Regions from separate parts of the Homo sapiens genome. Here region 2 is linked to region 1. The links are chromatin loops, found by intact Hi-C in ENCODE. Cell type or tissue: Caco-2. All regions are shown on one strand. Links, peaks and the distances in the headings refer to the core of each region. The heading gives the core; the rest is flanking DNA. Region 1 has its middle 30 kb from the start of TRERNA1. Region 2 has its middle 18 kb from the start of SCREEM1.

Region 1 (8,322 bases), core at 161-8,160:
CACACTGGCCTCCTGGTTGTTTCTCCAACAAATTAGGCATGCTCCTGCCTCACGGCATTTGCACTGGCTGCTTCCTCTGCAGGACACATTCTTCCCCCAGATGTCCACATGCCTCACTCCCTCACCTCCTGCAGGTCTTTGCTCAAATGCCACTTCTCAAGCATCAGGCACCTGCCCCCATTCCAATTTTCAATGGCACCTCTGCCCCACCCCATCCCCTATCCCCCTCCCTGCCTTGTTTCCCTCTATAGCATTTATCACCATCTCATCTTCTACATGGTTTACTTTTTCATCTGTTTACTGTTTCTCCCTAGTCCTTTGCCCTGACTGTCACCATTCCCAGAACATCCATTTCACGAGGGCCGCGTTTTCTGACTATTTTGTTCCCCGCTGTGTCTGCTGGGCCTAGGGCAGTGCTGGGCACACGGTAGCTGCTCATTAAATATCTGTGGAATGGGCAGCTCTGGAGTGTGGATACCAACATGCCCCTGGTGAAGCGGGAGCTCTAGGATTTGGAATCAGCCTGTAAGCTGTAGAGGGCAGTGCCCTTTGGATGGCACAGCCAGGTAGGCATGTTCCCAGCAGGGGTTTGTGGGAAACGGCTGTGGAGGGTCCTGGTGTCTACAGTCAGATTCCCAGGGCAGGATGCTGACAGATGGGCCATGGCACGATGGGGAGGCCAGGTGGTGTGGCTGGGTCCGGCTTTAAGCCTCTGGCCACCGTGTCAGGTTTGTAAAGCAAAGGGTCAGGAAGGCACCAAGGGCAGTGTGGCCGGAAGTGAACGGCCCAGGCTTCTGGGAAGAAAAAGAATTACATTCCAAGGAACCCATGGCTTGGGCGCCTGAGCCACTGGGGGCAGGGAAGAGTATGAAAGAGGCAGGGCTGGCGTGGGCAGATGGTGGCCTTGCCTGAGGTTCAGAGTGGTCAGGTCTGTAGGTCAGGGTGACCCTGGAGAGCTGGGATTTGGACCAGGTCAGGGGAAGTGTCCCCCAGATTGTGAATGGCTGGGGCGTGGCAGCCAGTCCACAGCTCCTGCTGCTGTTGGGAGGGGAGACCCCCACTCTGGGCTGGGGTGCAGCTCAGGGAGCCCCGGAGCTGACTGAGCCACTTCCTTGTGCCAGGCGGTGTCCATGTCCACCCCCAGGGCGAGATGTGGGCAACCAAGCCAAGAGAGGGGGCTGCCAAGGCCACAAGCTCATCCATGTGTCCATTTATCCATCTGTCCATTTATCCATCTGTCCATTTATCCATCTGTTTACAGAGTGTCTATTGCATGCCATGTGCTGCAGACTCTTTTTTGAGACAGAGTCTAGCTCTGTTACCCAGGCTGGAGTGTAGTGGCATGATCTCGGCTCAGTGCAACCTCCACCTCCCAGGTTCAAGCGATTCTCCTGCCTCAGCCTCCTGAGTAGCTGGGATTACAGGTGCCCACCACCATGCTCAGCTAATTTTTGCATTTTTAGTAGAGACAGGGTTTCGCCATGTTGGCCAGGCTGGTCTCGAACTCCTGACCTCAGGTGATCCACCTGCCTCGGCCTCCCAAAGTGCTGGGATCACAGGTGTGAGCCACTGCGCCCAGCCCCTGTGCTGTGGACTTAATGTGATAATGTGACTTGCATCTTACCGCCCAGGGCCTCTGCTCTTGCTGTTCTCTTGGCCTGGAACAATACCTACCAGACTCCAGGGCTGGCAGCTCCTCCTCACTTGGGGTCACCTCCTCCAAGAGGCCCCCTGCCCACTGCTGCCTGCCTGCCCTCTGTTCCTTTACTTGGGTATGTGCTGAACGCCTGGAAAAGAACCTAGTGCATTTCCTTCTTTGTCTGTTGTCTAACTCCCCCATTCAAATATCAGCTCCACGAAGGGAGGGTTTTGTCTCATCACTGCATGTCCCTACACACGGTATTTGGCACACAGTAAACACTCAATGAATGCTTGTTGAATGAATGAATGGACAAATGAACAAATGGAAGCTCTACTGGGGAAGCTCAGGGATGGAGACTGGCTCCTAACCCAGAGGGAGGGGATGTCCTGGGTAGCGCAGTCCTGGAAGATGCAGTCACTGGTAAACTGAAGCCTAAAGAAGCTCAGGCAGGCAGGTGAAGAAACCAGGGGGATGGTTTTGTTTCAAAACACCTTCCTCCAAGGGAGGAAGAGGTGAGCTACCTCCAAGGTTGCTCAGAGGTGGAAACTGTGATTAAAAATAAAAAAGGCGGCCAGGCATGGTGGCTCATGCCTGTAATCTCAGCACTTTGGGAGGCCAAGGTGGGCGGATCACCTGAGGTCAGGAGTTTGAGACCAGCCTGGGCAATATGGTGAAACCCCATCTCTACTAAAAATACAAAAAGTAGCCGGGTGTGGTGGTGCACACCTGTAGTCCCAGCTACTTGGGAGGCTGAGGTAGAAGAATCGCTTGAACCCGGGAGGTGGAGGTAGCAGAGAGCCGAGATAGCGCCACTGGACTTTAGCCTGGCGACAGAGCAAGACTCCATCTCAAAATAAATAAATAAACAAATAAGGCTAGAAGTGGTGGCTCACGCCTGTAATTCCAGCACTTTGGGAGGCCAAGACGGGAGGATCGCTTGAGGCCAAGGGTTCAAGACCAGCCTGGGCAATATAATGAGACCCTGGCTCTACAAAAACAAACAAAGCCTTTAATTCATTGCTACCATAAAAATCGAGACATTTCACTACATCCTGATGTCCCTGTCTCTCTTGAAGACTTGGAAGATTTGGCCATGTGGGCCAGCATTCTAGAGGCAAAGGTGGTCAGTCCTGTGTTCTCCACAGCCCCTATCAGGTCCTTGAGGTATGTGAGCTTCAAAGCCTTGTATTCACAGCATGACCCCCACTACCCCCACCTGCTGGGTGACCTTGGACAACCCTTTCTGAGTCTCAGCTGGTCCTTGGCAAAAAATGGGTTGGAGGCCAGGCATGGTGGCTTACGCCTGTAATCCCAGCACTTTAGGAGGCCAAGGCAGGAAGATCACTTGAGCCCAGGAGTTTGAGACCAGCCGGGGCAACACAGCGAGACCCTGTCTCTACTAAAAAAAATTTTTTTTTTTTGAGACTGAGTCTCGCTCAGTCACCCAGGCTGCCGTGCGGTGGCGTGATCTCAGCTCACTGCAAGCTCGCCTCCCGGGTTCACGCCATTCTCCTGCCTCAGCCTCCTGAGTAGCTGGGACTACAGGCACCCGCCACCACGTCCGGCTAATTAAAAAAAAAAATATTTTTTAATTGGCCAGTGGCCTGCACCTGTAGTCCCAGCTACTCAGGAGGCTGAGGCAGGAGGATTGCTTGAGGAGGAGGTTGAGGCTGCAATGAGACTTGATCATGCCACTGCACCCCAGCCTGGGTGACAGAGTGAGACCCTGTCTCTAAATGAATAAATAATTAGTTGGGCGTGGTGGCGCCCACTTGTAGTCCCAGCTACCCGGGAGGCTGAGGAAGGAGAATCGCTTGAGGCCAGGAGTTGGAGGCTGCAGTGACCCGTGATCGCATCACTGCACTCCAGCCTGGGCGACAAGAGACCCTGTCGCAAAAAAAAAAAAAAAAAAGAAAGAAAGAAAGAAAGAAAAAGGGTTGGAAGCGCACTGGGGGAAAAAGCTTGCCCACTCCGCTTTGGGAGCCTCCAGCAGGCTCCCGCTGTGCCAAAGGCACACACCCAGATGTCCGGTGGTCCACCCCTGCCCCGGCGGTCACGCCTGTCCCCTCCTCCAGCCCCAGCCTCGGGTCGGCTGAGAGATGACGCGTGGCCCGGCCCAGCCGGAGCGTTGGTCCCTAGAGCGCTAGCGCCCTCTGCTGGCCAAGGGCGGGCGTGCAGGCCCGAGCCAGAACGGGGAAGCCGGGCGCCAGGAGAGCGGGGAGGAGCTTCACTCTTCTGGTCGGTGAGATGGGGAAGAGCAATAGCGAATACATAAGCAGAATACACCGAAAGGAAAGGAAAGAACAATAGCGAAATAACATTTACGGAGGGGTGCTCCGTGCCGAGGACTGCAAGAAGCCCACACCATGTAAAACCACACGTAATCCTTAGAATAACCCGGCGAAATGGCAACGGAAACGCACAGAGAGGTTAAGGAGCCCTCCCGGGGCCACACAGCTGGTAGTGGAAACGGCTGACTCCTGGGCCTGCACTGGCATCCACCGAGGCGGAGAGAGGATGTGAAGGTGTCACCTCCGCTCATTCACTCATGCATGGCCTTCCAGCCAGCCATTCACCCATTCACAAGTATTCACTGAACACCTACTGTATGCCCAACATTGTGTGAGATGGCAGGAACACAGCCGTGAACACAATTGGCCTCATCCCTACCCTCTTGAAGCTGACATTTTAGTGGGGGTGGGAGGGGGCAGATAATAAACATGAATATATCATTAACAGCTGGGCCAGAGGCCAAAGGATAAACCTGTATGCGCTCGCTGATGTTACTCAGGCTCCTACCCCAACATGATTTTTTGCCGCATCTGAGCCCTACCTGTACTTTTACTTGACATTTGCTCCTAGATAATTGGTTTTTACTTAAGTGTATATATATATGTGTATATCTATATCTATATCTATATCTATGTATATGTTTATTTATTTATTGAGACAGAGTCTCGCCGTGTTGCCCAGGCTGGAGTGCAGTGGCACAATCACGGCCCACTGCAACCTCCACCTCTTGGGCTCAAGCGATCCTCCCACCTCAGCCTCCCGAGTAGCTGGGACTACAGGTGTGCAACACCATGCCCAGCTAATTTTTGTATTTTTTGTAGAGAGGGGGTTTTGCCGTGTTGCCCAGGCTGGTCTCAAACTCCTGGACTCAAGTGATCTGCCCACCTTGGCTTCCCAGAGTGCTGGGATTACAGGCATGAACCACTGTGCCAAGACAAAGTTGCTGGGTTTTTTTTGTTGTTTGTTTGTTTTTTGAGATGCAGTCTCACTCTGTCTCCCAGGCTGGAGTGCAGTGGCACAATCTCGGCTCACTGCAACCTCCGTCTTCCAGATTCAAGTGATTCTCCTGCCTCAGCCTCCCTAGTAGCTGGGATTACAGGCACGCACCACCATGGCCAGCTAATTTTTGTATTTTTAGTAGAGTCGGGGTTTCACCATGTTGGCCAGGCTGGTCTCAAACTCCTTGACCTCAAGTGATCTGCCCACCTGGGCCTCCCTAAGTGCTGGGATTACAGGCATGAGCCACCGTGCCCGCCTGCCGAAGGGTATTTTTAAAAGGGAATTTCGGCATGGTGAAACTCTGTCTCTACTAAAAATATAAAAATTAGCCGGGCATGGTGTTGCGCACCTGTAGTCCCAGCTACTTGGGAGGCTGAGGTGGGAGAATCGCTTGAACATGGGAGGCAGAGGCTGCAGTGAGCCGAGATCGCGCCACTGCACTCTGGCCTGGGCCACAGAGCGAGACTCCATCTCAAAAAAAAAAAAGGGGGGGTGGTGGGAAATCTCATATCACCACACCTACCCAACCAGTATCAGTTGTCACCTATCAGACAGCATCCTGGACTGAGGGTGAGGTATTGACATCACTGTTATATTAATCAATGTCCTTGGCATGCCACATCAGTTCCCCTGGTTCCTGGCAGGGGCACTAGAATCTCCCACTGGGAACCCCAAGATGAAGCCAGCCCCAGGGCCAGGCCTAGGGAATGAAGGTGCCATCAGCTTCTGAAGAAGGTGGGTGGCCTCTCCAGGATCCTCCAAGCCACTGTGGCCTGTGCTTTCTCTGGATTCTGCTGGTGACCCTGAAGAATCTGAGGCACAGGCCTTCCCTGGCCAATCAGAAAGCAGTGGCTTCCATCTTAGCTTCCTGCCCACCATGGACAACCCTGGGTCGTGGAACCCCCGTCTGCTCTCTTTCATGGCTGGCAATGGGTGTAAGGGGGACTTGCTCAGATCTGATTCTCAAAATTCCTGCCAGGGAAGGCCAGGCTTCTGAGCCAGTCCATCTGTTGCCCCCTGACCCAGCCACCCAGCTTCCCTGCATGCAGGGCAGAGGGAACAGGAGGCCCCACGGGGCCACTGGGACCCCTCCCTTGTCACTGCCAGTGGCCTCACAGGTCCATGTGACCCACCAAGAGAGGAAGGCCAGGCCCAGCCCTGAGGAGTGATTCATTCATTCAGTTTACACAGTCAGACTTTGTGCTGGACACTGTTTGTTGTTGTTGTTGTTTTGTTCTTTGAGACAGGGTCTCACTCTGTCACCCAGGCTGGAGTGCAATGGTGTGATCTTGGCTCCATGCAACCTCCGCCTCCCGAGTTCAAGTGATTCTCCTGCCTCAGCCTCCGGAGTAGCTGGTATTACAGGTGTGCACCACCACGCCTGGCTAATTTTTGTATTTTTAGTAGAGACGGGGTTTCACTATGTTGGCCAGGCTGGTCATGAACTCCTGGCTTCAGTGATCCTCCCACCTCACCTCCCAAAGTGTTGGGATTACGGACTTAAGCCACCGTGCCCGGCCTAGACACCATTTTTTATTTTATTTACTTATTTATTTATTATTATTATTATTATTATTATTTTGAGACAGAGTTTTGCTCTTGTCTCCCAGGCTGGAGTGCAATGGCGCGATCTCGGTTCACTGCAACATCCGCCTCCTGTGTCCAAGTCATTCTCCTGCCTCAGCCTCCTGAGTAGCTGGGATTACAGGCACCTACCACCACACCCAGCTAATTTTTTGTATTTTTAGTAGAGACAGGGTTTCACCATGATGATCAGGCTGGTCTTGAACTCCTGACCTCAAGTGATGCACCCGCCTCTGCCTCCCAAAGTGCTGGGATTATAGGCGTAAGCCACCACGCCAGGCCTATTATTATTATATTTTGAGACAGAGTCTGGCTCTGTCACGCAGGCTGGTACAATGGCTTGATCTTGGCTCACTGCAACCTCCGCTACCCAGGTTCAAGTGATTCTCCTGTCTCAGCCTCCCGAGTTGCTGGGATTACAAGCACGTGCCACTACGCCCAGCTAATTTTTGTATTGTTAGTAGAGATGGGGTTTCACCATGTTGGCCAGGCTGGTCTCGAACTCCTGATCTCAGGTGATCCACCCACCTTGGCCTCCCAAAATGCTGGGATTACAGGCGTGAGCCACTGTGCCCAGCCTTCAACACTATTTTTAACACTGGGTTCATGGCAGTGAAGAAGCCAGATGAGGCGCCCACCTGCAAGAGGGACAAAGGAATAACTACTGCAATGAATGAGATAGTTAAAATACACTGGGCATGGGAGTCCAAGGCGGGTGGATCATTTGAGGTCAGGAGTTCGAGACCAGCCTGGCCAACATGGTGAAACCCCGTCTACCAAAAATACAAAAATTAGCCGGGCGTGGTGGTGCACGCCTGTAATCCCCAGCTACTCGGTAGGCTGATGCAGGAGAATCGCTTGAACCAGGGATGCAGAAGCTGCAGTGAGCTGGGATCGCAGCACTGCACTCCAGCCTGGGTGACAGAGTGAGATTCTATCTAAAAAAAGAAAAGAAAAAGAAAAAAAAAAGAGGCCAGCTGCAGTGGTTCACGTCTGTCATCCCAGCACTTTAGGAGTCCAAGGCAGGCGGATCGCCTGAGTTCAGGAATTCGAGACCAGTCTGACCAACATGATGAAACTCCATCTCTACTAAAAATACAAAAATTAGCCGGGCATGGTGGCAGGCGCCTGTAATCCCAGCTACTCGGGAGGCTGAGGCAGGAGAATCACTTGAACCCAGGAGGCGTAGGTTGCAGTGAGCCAGGATAGTGCCATTGCACTCCAGTCTGGGCAACAGAGTGAGACTCTGTCTCAAAAATAAAATAAATAAAATAAAATAATAAAATAAAATAAAATATAAAATAAATAAATAAATTAATTAATTAAAATAAATAAAATAAAATAAAATATGCCTGTATCCTTGGATGGAGAAACCTGCTCCTAGAACTGTGTTCTACAGAGGTATGCAAATGCACACACATGCCCTGAGGCCAGCGGGCAGCAGAGCAGCAGAGACCACCTCAGGCCCAGCAGTCCAGGCCTGGCCACCGTGGTGGTGGCCCTTCATGTGCTGGGTGTGCTGCGCTTAACTACGGAGCGGATCCCCAAGGCTGCTCTGCAGGGCACTGGGAAGAATATCCCGGGGAGGAGCTAAGTGGAGATCACATTCCCATTTGCGTAAAAAAGTGGGGGAAGTGCATGAGGGGAGGGGGAAAGAATGCGGAGTGGTGCTGGCTGCACTTGCGTTTGCTCGCGTGCTGCCTGTGCCATCTCAGAGGCTCACACACTGGTGCTTGCCTTGGGAGAACGGGGTCAGAGGTGAGACTTTGCCCTGCACTCTATTCCCTTTATTTTCTTTTTGAGAC
Region 2 (8,322 bases), core at 203-8,202, 59 kb before region 1:
GGGGTGGCAGGTGCCTGTAATCCCAGCTACTCGGGTGGCTAGGGTAGGAGAATTGCTTGAACCTAGGAGGCGGAGGTTGCAGTGAGCCAAGATCCAGCCACTGCACTCCAGCCTGGGTGACAGAGCAAGACTCCATCTAAAAAAAAAAAAAAAAAAAAAAAAAAGGGCCGAGCACGGTGGCTCACGCCTGTAATCCCAGCACTTTGGGAGGCTGAGGCGGGTGGATCACGAGGTCAGGAGTTTAAGACCAACCTGGCCAAGATGGTGAAACCCCAACTCTACTAAAAATACAAAAATTAGCTGGGCGCAGTGGCAGGCACCTGTAATCCCAACTACTCGGTAGGCTGAGGCAGGAGAATCGCTTGAACTCGGGGGGCGGAGCTTGCAGTGAGCCGACATCGCGCCACTGCACTCCAGCCTGGGCGACAGAGTGAGACTCCATCTCAAAAAAAAAAAAAAAAAAAATTAGCCAGGTGGCGCATGCCTACAGTCCCAACTACTCAGGAAGCTGAGACAGGAGAATGGCTTGAGCCTGGGAGGTGGAGGTTGCAGTCAGCAGAGATGGTGCCACTGCACTCCAGCCTGGTGGGCAGAGCAAAACTCTGGCTCCAAAAATAAAATAAAATAAAACGAAAAATAAAAGAAACAAAAACAAAATACCTTCCCTGACCATCCCAGGAGCCATTTCATGCCCACCACCGTCACTTCCCAACCCCCTTCCCTGCATTATTCCCCCCGCCCCGCCCCCCCCCGCCCCTGCACTCACTGGCACCTGACACTTTATTTCAGGGGTTTCTTTGCCAATGTCTGGTTCCCCCCGATGGAATGTCAGCCCCAGGAGGGCAGGGAGGTTTGCATCTGTTCACTGCAATACTCCAAGCCCTAGAGCAGTGCCTGGCACGAAGCAGAGGCTCCACAACGAAGCTGGGCTGGGAGCCCGACTCATTGTAATTGCCCCATTCCTCCTGCACAACCTTGGACAACTTCTTCCAACCCCTGAGCCTCCTCTACCCTCCTGCAAAGGCTCAGAGAAGGCTTTGCCACCCAGGTCGACTAGGAGGGTGCCATGGGTTCTGAAGCCCCTCCGCACCCTTAGCAGGGCCCAGCGCAGGCTGGCTGCGATGTTTGCTCTTTGTCTTTACGGTGTTTCTGAACTTGGAGTTCTGGAGGCTGCGCCTGCCGGGCCGAGGAGGGGGCCCTTTCTGCAGCCGCAGGCGGAGGCCCCTCGCAGCCCGGGCGCCCCTCCAGGCCGCGGCCCCGGCGAGACGAATGCAGCACACGGCCGCCTTTATGGGGCCCGCAGACAGCGCGTCGCCAGGCTAACCCTGCGTGGAAAATTCGGAGGTGGAAGGCGAGGCGCCTTATTGAGGGGGCCGGCAGCGGCGGCGGCGGCGGCGAGGGGGCGGCGGGGGCTGTGCGGCCCGGGCCGGAAACGTGAGCCGGGCTGGGGGCGGCGACCACCCCCGCGCATTCCCCGGCCCTCCCGGGACCACCGCGCGCCCCGGCCGGCAGGTGGAGGAGCAGGAGGCGCCCTCACCGTCCCCGCCCTGGGAGGACGCCTTCAGGGCCAAGCTCCCCTGGCCTCGTTGACCTCCTCCGCTGAATAGGCCCTTCCCTTTTGGGGCGGCAGGACTAAATTGCGGCCTGGGGCCCAGGACACGGGAGCAACCAGCGACACCGGTCACTTACGGATGCTGTTAACACGATGGTCCGCCCCATGGACCACAAATTGAGGCTGAGACACTCAGGAGACGGTGGCACACTCAGATGCCAGGGCCGTGCCCCATGGCCTAAGGGGACACCTGAACCACACTAGAAATTGGAGCGGCCCCTGAAAGTGGAGGTCATTAATAAGATCAAAGTTAAGGGCCCAGGACCTGCAGGTGCCCAGCCCGGAGCTGCCATGGTGGGGCTGGAGCCACCCCGAGGTACCTCTCTGAACCTCAGTTTTCTCATCTGTCAAGTGCGGATGGGCCAGGCACTGTGTCAGAAGCCCAACGAAGAACAGAGGGCAGGAGCCACTAGCTTCTTGACTCCTGGGTTTCCATCCCAGGCAAGGCAACAGACGGATGCCCCTGGCAGAGGGACATAGAAACAAAAAGTCAAGCCCGGCCCAGTGGCTCAGGCCTGTAATCCCAGCACTTTAGGAGGCCGATGCAGGAGGATTGCTTAAGCCCAGGAGTTCAAGACCAGCCTGGGCAACATAGCGAGATCCTCTCTCTACAAGACATTTAAAAATTAGCTGGGCATGGTGGCACGCATCTGTAGTCCCAGCTACTCGGGAGACTGAAGTGGAAGGATTGCTCGAGTTTGGGAGGTTGAGGCTGCAATGAGCTGTGATCATGCCACTGTACTCCAGCCTGGGAGACAGAGCGAGACCCTGCTTCAAAAAAGAAAGAAAGAGCCGGGCGCAGTGGCTCACGCCTATAATCCCAACACTTTGGGAGGCCGAGGTGGGTGGATCACCTGAGGTCAGGAGTTTGAGACCAGCCTCCTCAACATGGTGAAACCCTGTCTGTACTAAAAATACAAAAAATTAGCCGGGCATGGTGATGTGCACCTGTAATCCCAGTCACCAGGAGGCTGAGACAGGAGAATCGCTTGAACCCAGAAGGCAGAGGTTGCAGTGAGCCGAGATCGCGCCACTGCACTCCAGCCTGGGCGACAGAGCGAGATTCTGTCTCAAAAAAGAAAGAAAGAAAGAGCCTGGCACAGTGGCTCACACCTGTACTCCTAGCACTTTGGGAAGCCAAGGCAGGCAGATCACAAGGTCAGGAGTTCGAGACCAGCCTGGCTAATATGGTGAAACCCCGTCTCTACCAAAAATACAAAAATTAGCCAGGCATGGTGGCAGGCACCTGTAGTTCGAGCTACTCGGGAGGCTGAGGCAGGAGAATCACTTGAACTCAGGAGGCAGAGGTTGCAGTGAGCCGAGATTGTGCCACTGCACTCCAGCCTGGGTGATAGAGTGAGACTGTCTCAAAAAAAAGAGAGAGAGAGGAGCGAGGAGGGGAGGGGAGGGAAGGGAAGGGAAGGGAAGGGAAAAGCTGCACAGGTTGCATATATAATTAACACCCTGGGTCCTTGGATTGGAAGGAGAGAGGAGGCATGAGAGGATGACTGGAGGAAGGGGAAGGCAGGTGACCCTCCAGGATATGGGACTTGGGGAAGGGGCAAACCCCTAATTTCTTTTTTTTCCTTTTCTTTTTTATTTTTATTTTTTTTTTTTAGATGGAGTCTTGGTCTGTTGCCCAGGCTGGAGTGCAGTGGCACAATCTCGGCTCACTGCAGCCTCGGCCTCCTGGGTTCAAGTGATTCTCCTGCCTCAGCCTCCCAAGTAGCTGGGACTACAAGGACCCCCCACCATGCCCGGTTAATTTTTGTAGTTTTAGTAGAGACGGGGGTTTCACCATGTTCGGCCAGGCTGATCTCGAACTCGTGATCTCAGGTGATCCTCCCACCTTGGCATCCCAAAGTGTTGGGATCATAGGCATGAGCCATCACACCTGGCCCAAAGGACCAATTTCAGACTCAGACTCAGAGAAGGCAGAAGTGAAGCTCAGGGTAGCCAGGTGTTGATTTTTGCATTTGCCGTTCCCTCTTCCTGGAACACTTTCTTACCCCTGTTGTCTCTGCAGCTGTTTCCCTCACTTCCGCTAGGCTGGGGCTTGAAGATCGCCTCTTTAAAGAAGCTTTCTCAGACCATGTGTCTAAGCCCTGCTGCCTTGGCCCTTCTCTTTGCCCCTGGCAAAGATACTTATTTCTTTTTATTATCTTGCATGCCTTTGGTTCACTTGTTTCTTGTCTGTCTCCTCCACCTGCCAGTGAGCTCAGTGAGGGTGGGACTTCGTTCACAGCTATAGCCTCTGCCCCCAACCCAGCACACAGTAGGTGCTCAAGAAATGCTCAAGCAGTGAATGAATGAATGGACAAAGCCAGGCCGTGGAAGACAAAGAAAGCCTCAGCTTTCTTTCTGGTGACTTGGTTTCTGGCTAGCAGAGGACAGGTTTCCTGAGTTACAGATAAGCAGAAGGTCAGGTGAATCAACGATAAGGGATGATAAGGCTCCAGGACCCACCGGCTGTTCCTGCCTCCTGGGGCCCCACAGAGGAAGCTCATTTTCAGCTTACTGCAGAACCTCCAGCAGAGCCGGGGCCTGGGAGCTGGGAGCCTACTCTGACTGCCACTGCTGCGGGGTGAGAATTCTCACACATTGTAAACGCTGCCCTGGCTCCTTTCTGGCTGGGGCAGCCAGGTGGACCTGCCCTGGGCTGGACAGGAGGTTTCCAGGTCCCCAGGATGGATGGTGTGTGTGACGGGGCCTCCCAGACCCCAGGATCCTCTTCCTGGGGGCGGGGCTTGGGCACTGGGTTCCCACAGATAGAATAGCTTAGAGCTCAAGGGTGAGCCAGCTGCCTGGGTTCAAATCCTGGCTCAGCCATTTAGAATTGGGCAAGCTATTCCAGCTGTACTGTGGTCCTCACTGTAAAAAGCTATAATAGTAGAAGTGTGTAAGAATACAGTACCTGGGCCTAGTTCGGGGCTCTGATCAGCTCCTGTGCCATAGATCCCTTTTTTATTATACATTTAGATTCATGTGTGTGTGTGTGTGTGTGTATATATATATATATATATATATTTTTTTTTTTTTTGAGACAGAGTCTCGCTCTGTTGCCCAGGCTGGAGTGCAGTGGGGCAATCTCAGCTCACCACAACCTCCACCTCCCGGGTTCAAGCAATTCTCCTGCCTCAGCCTCCTGAGTAGCTGGAACGACAGGCACGCACCACCATGCCTGGCTAAATTTTAGTAGAGATGGAGTTTCACCATGTTGGCCAGGCTAGTCTCAAACTCCTGACCTCGTGATCCGCCCACCTCAGCCTCCCAAAGTGCTGGGATTATAGGCATGAGCCACCACGCCCAGCCTTAGATTTACCTTTATAAATGAAATTGTATAGCATTAAAGTAAAACATTATATTAAACTAAAGTCATTAAAATATTTAATAGCTGAATGTTTGATATGGTGACAGCTGTGCTTTTTGGTTTTTGTTTATTTATTTATTTTTGAAACAGGCACTTACTCTGTTGCCCAGGCTGGAGTGCAGTGGAATGATTATGGCTCACTGCAGCCTCCACCACCCAGGCCCAAGCAATCCTCCCACCTCAGCTCCCTGAGTAGCTGGGACCAGAGGCCCACACCACCACACCCAGATAATTTTTTGTATTTTTGGTAGAGACAGGGTTCACCATGTTGCCCAGGCTGGCCTCAAACTCCTCAGCCTCCCAAAGTGCTGGGATTACAGGCGCAAGCCACCATGCCCAGCCAACTATGGTAATTTTGAAATCAGGAAGAGGACGAATGCTCTTTCTATGACACTGTAAAGAGACATGGACAAAGGATTTCTGATTGACAAAGCCACCGTCCAGCTACTGCCACTGTGGTTTCCCACGTCTGCTCGTAAGGGAAGGAAATGCCAAATTCCAGTTGGCGGTTAGTGAAAATCAGGACATCCCTTTTTTTCCCCCAGTCCAAGTTCACAGATCCCTGAATTCTCTTCGAGGGCCCTGGAGGTGGTGGTGAGTGATAGGATCTCACTGGGGATGGTGCAGGTGCCCAGAAGGAGGGGAGTCAGATGGGGGCTCCCTCAGGGGTTTGAGCTGGAGTGCTGAGTGCCCAGTGTAGGTGGCCTGGGTTGGAATCGGTCTCTGCCCACACTCCCTGGAGACCTCGGCCAGTGGCTGCTGGTCTCCAGGCCTCCTCTGAGGAATGGCCTCCTCGGCCTCTAGGGTTGAATAAGGAGGAGGTGGGACAGCGTGTGGCCTGTGTTGGCACAGGGGTCTGGGCTCTTGATAGAGGGGTTGGGGGAGAGGCCGTCCTGTGCCTTGGAGGGGGCCCCTTCCCCATCCAATGGCCTCTCCGAGGTCTGGGCCTGTGTGGAAGTCACCGTTTTGTGTTTGTGTCATCTGGGTAAGCTGGTGTGTCTTTGTGTGTTGGGGTGGATGTGTGTGTGTGTGTGCAGGTGTGAGTGTAGGGGCACATCTAGGAAGGGTGTCAGGCAGTGTGAGTCAGCGTGTTGTGTGTGGCTGTGTGTGTGAGCAGGGGTCCGTTCTGAGAGTGCGTTGTGTACGTGTGTGTCAGGGTTTGGTATGGCGTTCACTGGTGTGTGTGTGTGAGTTGAAAGTCTCTGGTGTTAGTTGATGGGAGTGAATGTGAGACTGTGGGTGTATTTGGGGACGTGGGGGGTGGACTGATGTGTGTGTGTGAGCACACATGCAGCAGGGTTGGTGGGCGGTGTCCAGTGTGTGTCTGTGTGAACGTGTGTGGCCCTGTCACCGCCGGCTCCAGGCCCAGCCACATAAACTTCACACCCCTGCGGGCGGGCTCCAGCGGCCCCGCAGCAGCCGCGTAGGGCAATGGGAAGCAGATGGGCCAGGAAGGAGGCCATATGGGGCTGGGGGTGGGGGCGCATTCCTCCCTCCCAGGGCCGCCAGGAAGCCCCCTGCCTGCCGGCCCCCCCATCGGGGTGGGAGCTAGAACTGACACAGTAACAAATGTCCTGTAGCCAGCGTGGAGTCAGCGTGGAGCCGGCATGGAGGCAGCCCCCGCCCCACAGCGGGGGGTAGAGAGAGAGAGTATAAATGAGGGGGATCCAGGAGATGCCGGCGGGGAAGATGCTGCCCTGATAAGCCACACCTGACCCCACGGCTGTGCACCCTTGGGCGCCGCACATACCCCCTCCGGGCCCATTTCCTTGGCAGGGTGGCTGTTGGGGATGGAATATAGGGACGTTCCCCCCACCCCCCACCGCGCCCCCTCGTCCCCTCCCCCCCTCCCCCCGCCTCCGTTTCCAGACCAGGGTAGGACCCTAACTCCAGAAACCCTGGTAGATGTCAACAGCAACAGGGTAAGGAGCTGCTAACCTGGAACTTGACTGCATTCCGGCGCTGGGGAGTGGCGAAGAGGTGGGCTCTGGAGCCAGGTCTGCCTGGGTTCCAGTCCGTGCTCTGACACTTCCTGACTGTGTAACTATCATCTGGCAAGTCACCTCCTCTGTGTCTCAGTTTCTTCTCTGTAAAGTGGAGGTAATAATAAGAGCACCTCCCTCCCCGCAGGCGGTGATGAAGGAAGTGCTTGCTCATCCTAGGCCAATCCCAGGTTTTGGCCAGGCTTGGGGCTTCGTAAATGTTAGCTACAAGCACCAGCTCCTGGGGGCTTCCCACACCCCCAGGAGGTTGCCTGGACGTACTTTGCAGAGGAGACCAGAGAGGTCAGGTACTCGCCAGTTCACACAGGGTTTAAGGGGCAGAGATGGGTTCAAACCCAGGCCTTCCATCCCCGGCGCCTGCTCTCCTCACCACTCCTCAGGGAGCATGGCTGGCGCCTCCCTTCCCACCCTCTCCAGCTCCGCCCCTGCCCTGTCTAGGGTGAGCTGCTGGGCTGTTTCTTGTCACATCCAGATGAGAGCAGAGGCTGGGGCCCTCTTCCAGCTGAGACAAGGTCCAGGAGGTCGCTGGAAAGGCGGCAGGCTCCTCCCACTGTAACCCTGGCCCCGACGGTGGGAGCCAGCCCTGACTTTCAGGCCCTAATTAGATTTAGGCAGCTCTGGGTGCAGACCCTGGCTCCCCTCTCCCTGCTGTGTGACCCAGGGCAAGGGCCTGGAGCACTCAGAGCCTCAGGGGTATCCGGGGACAGGGTAGCAGGGACTCAGCCATGGGGAAACGGCAGCGACTGTTCTTGCAGCGAGTGTCTGATGAACGGCCCCTATTAGTTCCCCCCTCGTGGAGGTCGAGATCAGGCAGGGCCGGAGTGGAGGGAAGGGCTTAGAAGCAGAGCTTGCTCTGGGTGGCTTTGGCCTGGTCTGTTCACCTCCTCCAAGGCTCCCTTTCCTGTTTCCCAAAGCAACATCATCAGGCAGGTTTGTCGGGAGGCTTAACAGGATCATGTGAAAGCACTTGGCACATGCTAGGTGCTCAACCAGTGCTGTGTTGGCTTCTCTGTCTCTCTCTCTCTCTTTCTCTCTCTCTCTCTTTTTTTTTTTTTTTTTAATTGAGACAGGGTCTCACACTGTCACCCAGGCTGGAGTGCAATGGTGTGATCATAGCTTACTGCAACCCCCACCTCCCAGGTTCAAGGGATCCTCCTGCCTCAGTCTCCTGAGTAGCTGAGATTACAGGCATGGGCCACCACGCCCAGCTAATTTTTGTATTTTTATTTTATTTTATTTTTTGGAGACAGAGTCTCGCTCTGTCGCTCAAGGTGGAGTATAGTGGCAAAATCTCAGCTCACTGCAACCTCCACCTCCCTGGTTCAAGCAATTCTCCT

The links. Hi-C counts contacts between places; a loop is a spot of excess contacts. Peaks named below come from ENCODE experiments on the same cell type or tissue, not always from the same donor. Only the 100,000 strongest peaks of a DNase experiment are listed, where the experiment ranks them.
Region 2: it touches region 1 in a loop (5-fold over the local background); 2 of 110 quality-filtered maps call a loop at or near these places.

Annotation. Positions count from the first base shown.
Region 1 is chr20:50,067,653-50,075,974 of GRCh38, forward strand. No RefSeq gene overlaps it. Among named protein-coding and RNA genes, the nearest start is that of TRERNA1, 30 kb to the left of the region's middle. RefSeq lists a silencer at 3,668-3,907 and enhancers at 5,404-5,913, 5,914-6,423. In Caco-2, for the core only: CTCF peaks have their summits at 2,875 (motif pointing left), 3,074 and 3,787 (motif pointing left); DNase peaks (open chromatin) are centred at 2,859, 3,779 and 8,139; H3K4me3 peaks cover 649 bases.
Region 2 is chr20:50,008,727-50,017,048 of GRCh38, forward strand. No RefSeq gene overlaps it. Among named protein-coding and RNA genes, the nearest start is that of SCREEM1, 18 kb to the right of the region's middle. RefSeq lists an enhancer at 7,058-7,785. In Caco-2, for the core only: no CTCF peak of the experiment used is centred there; DNase peaks (open chromatin) are centred at 4,105, 7,455 and 7,801.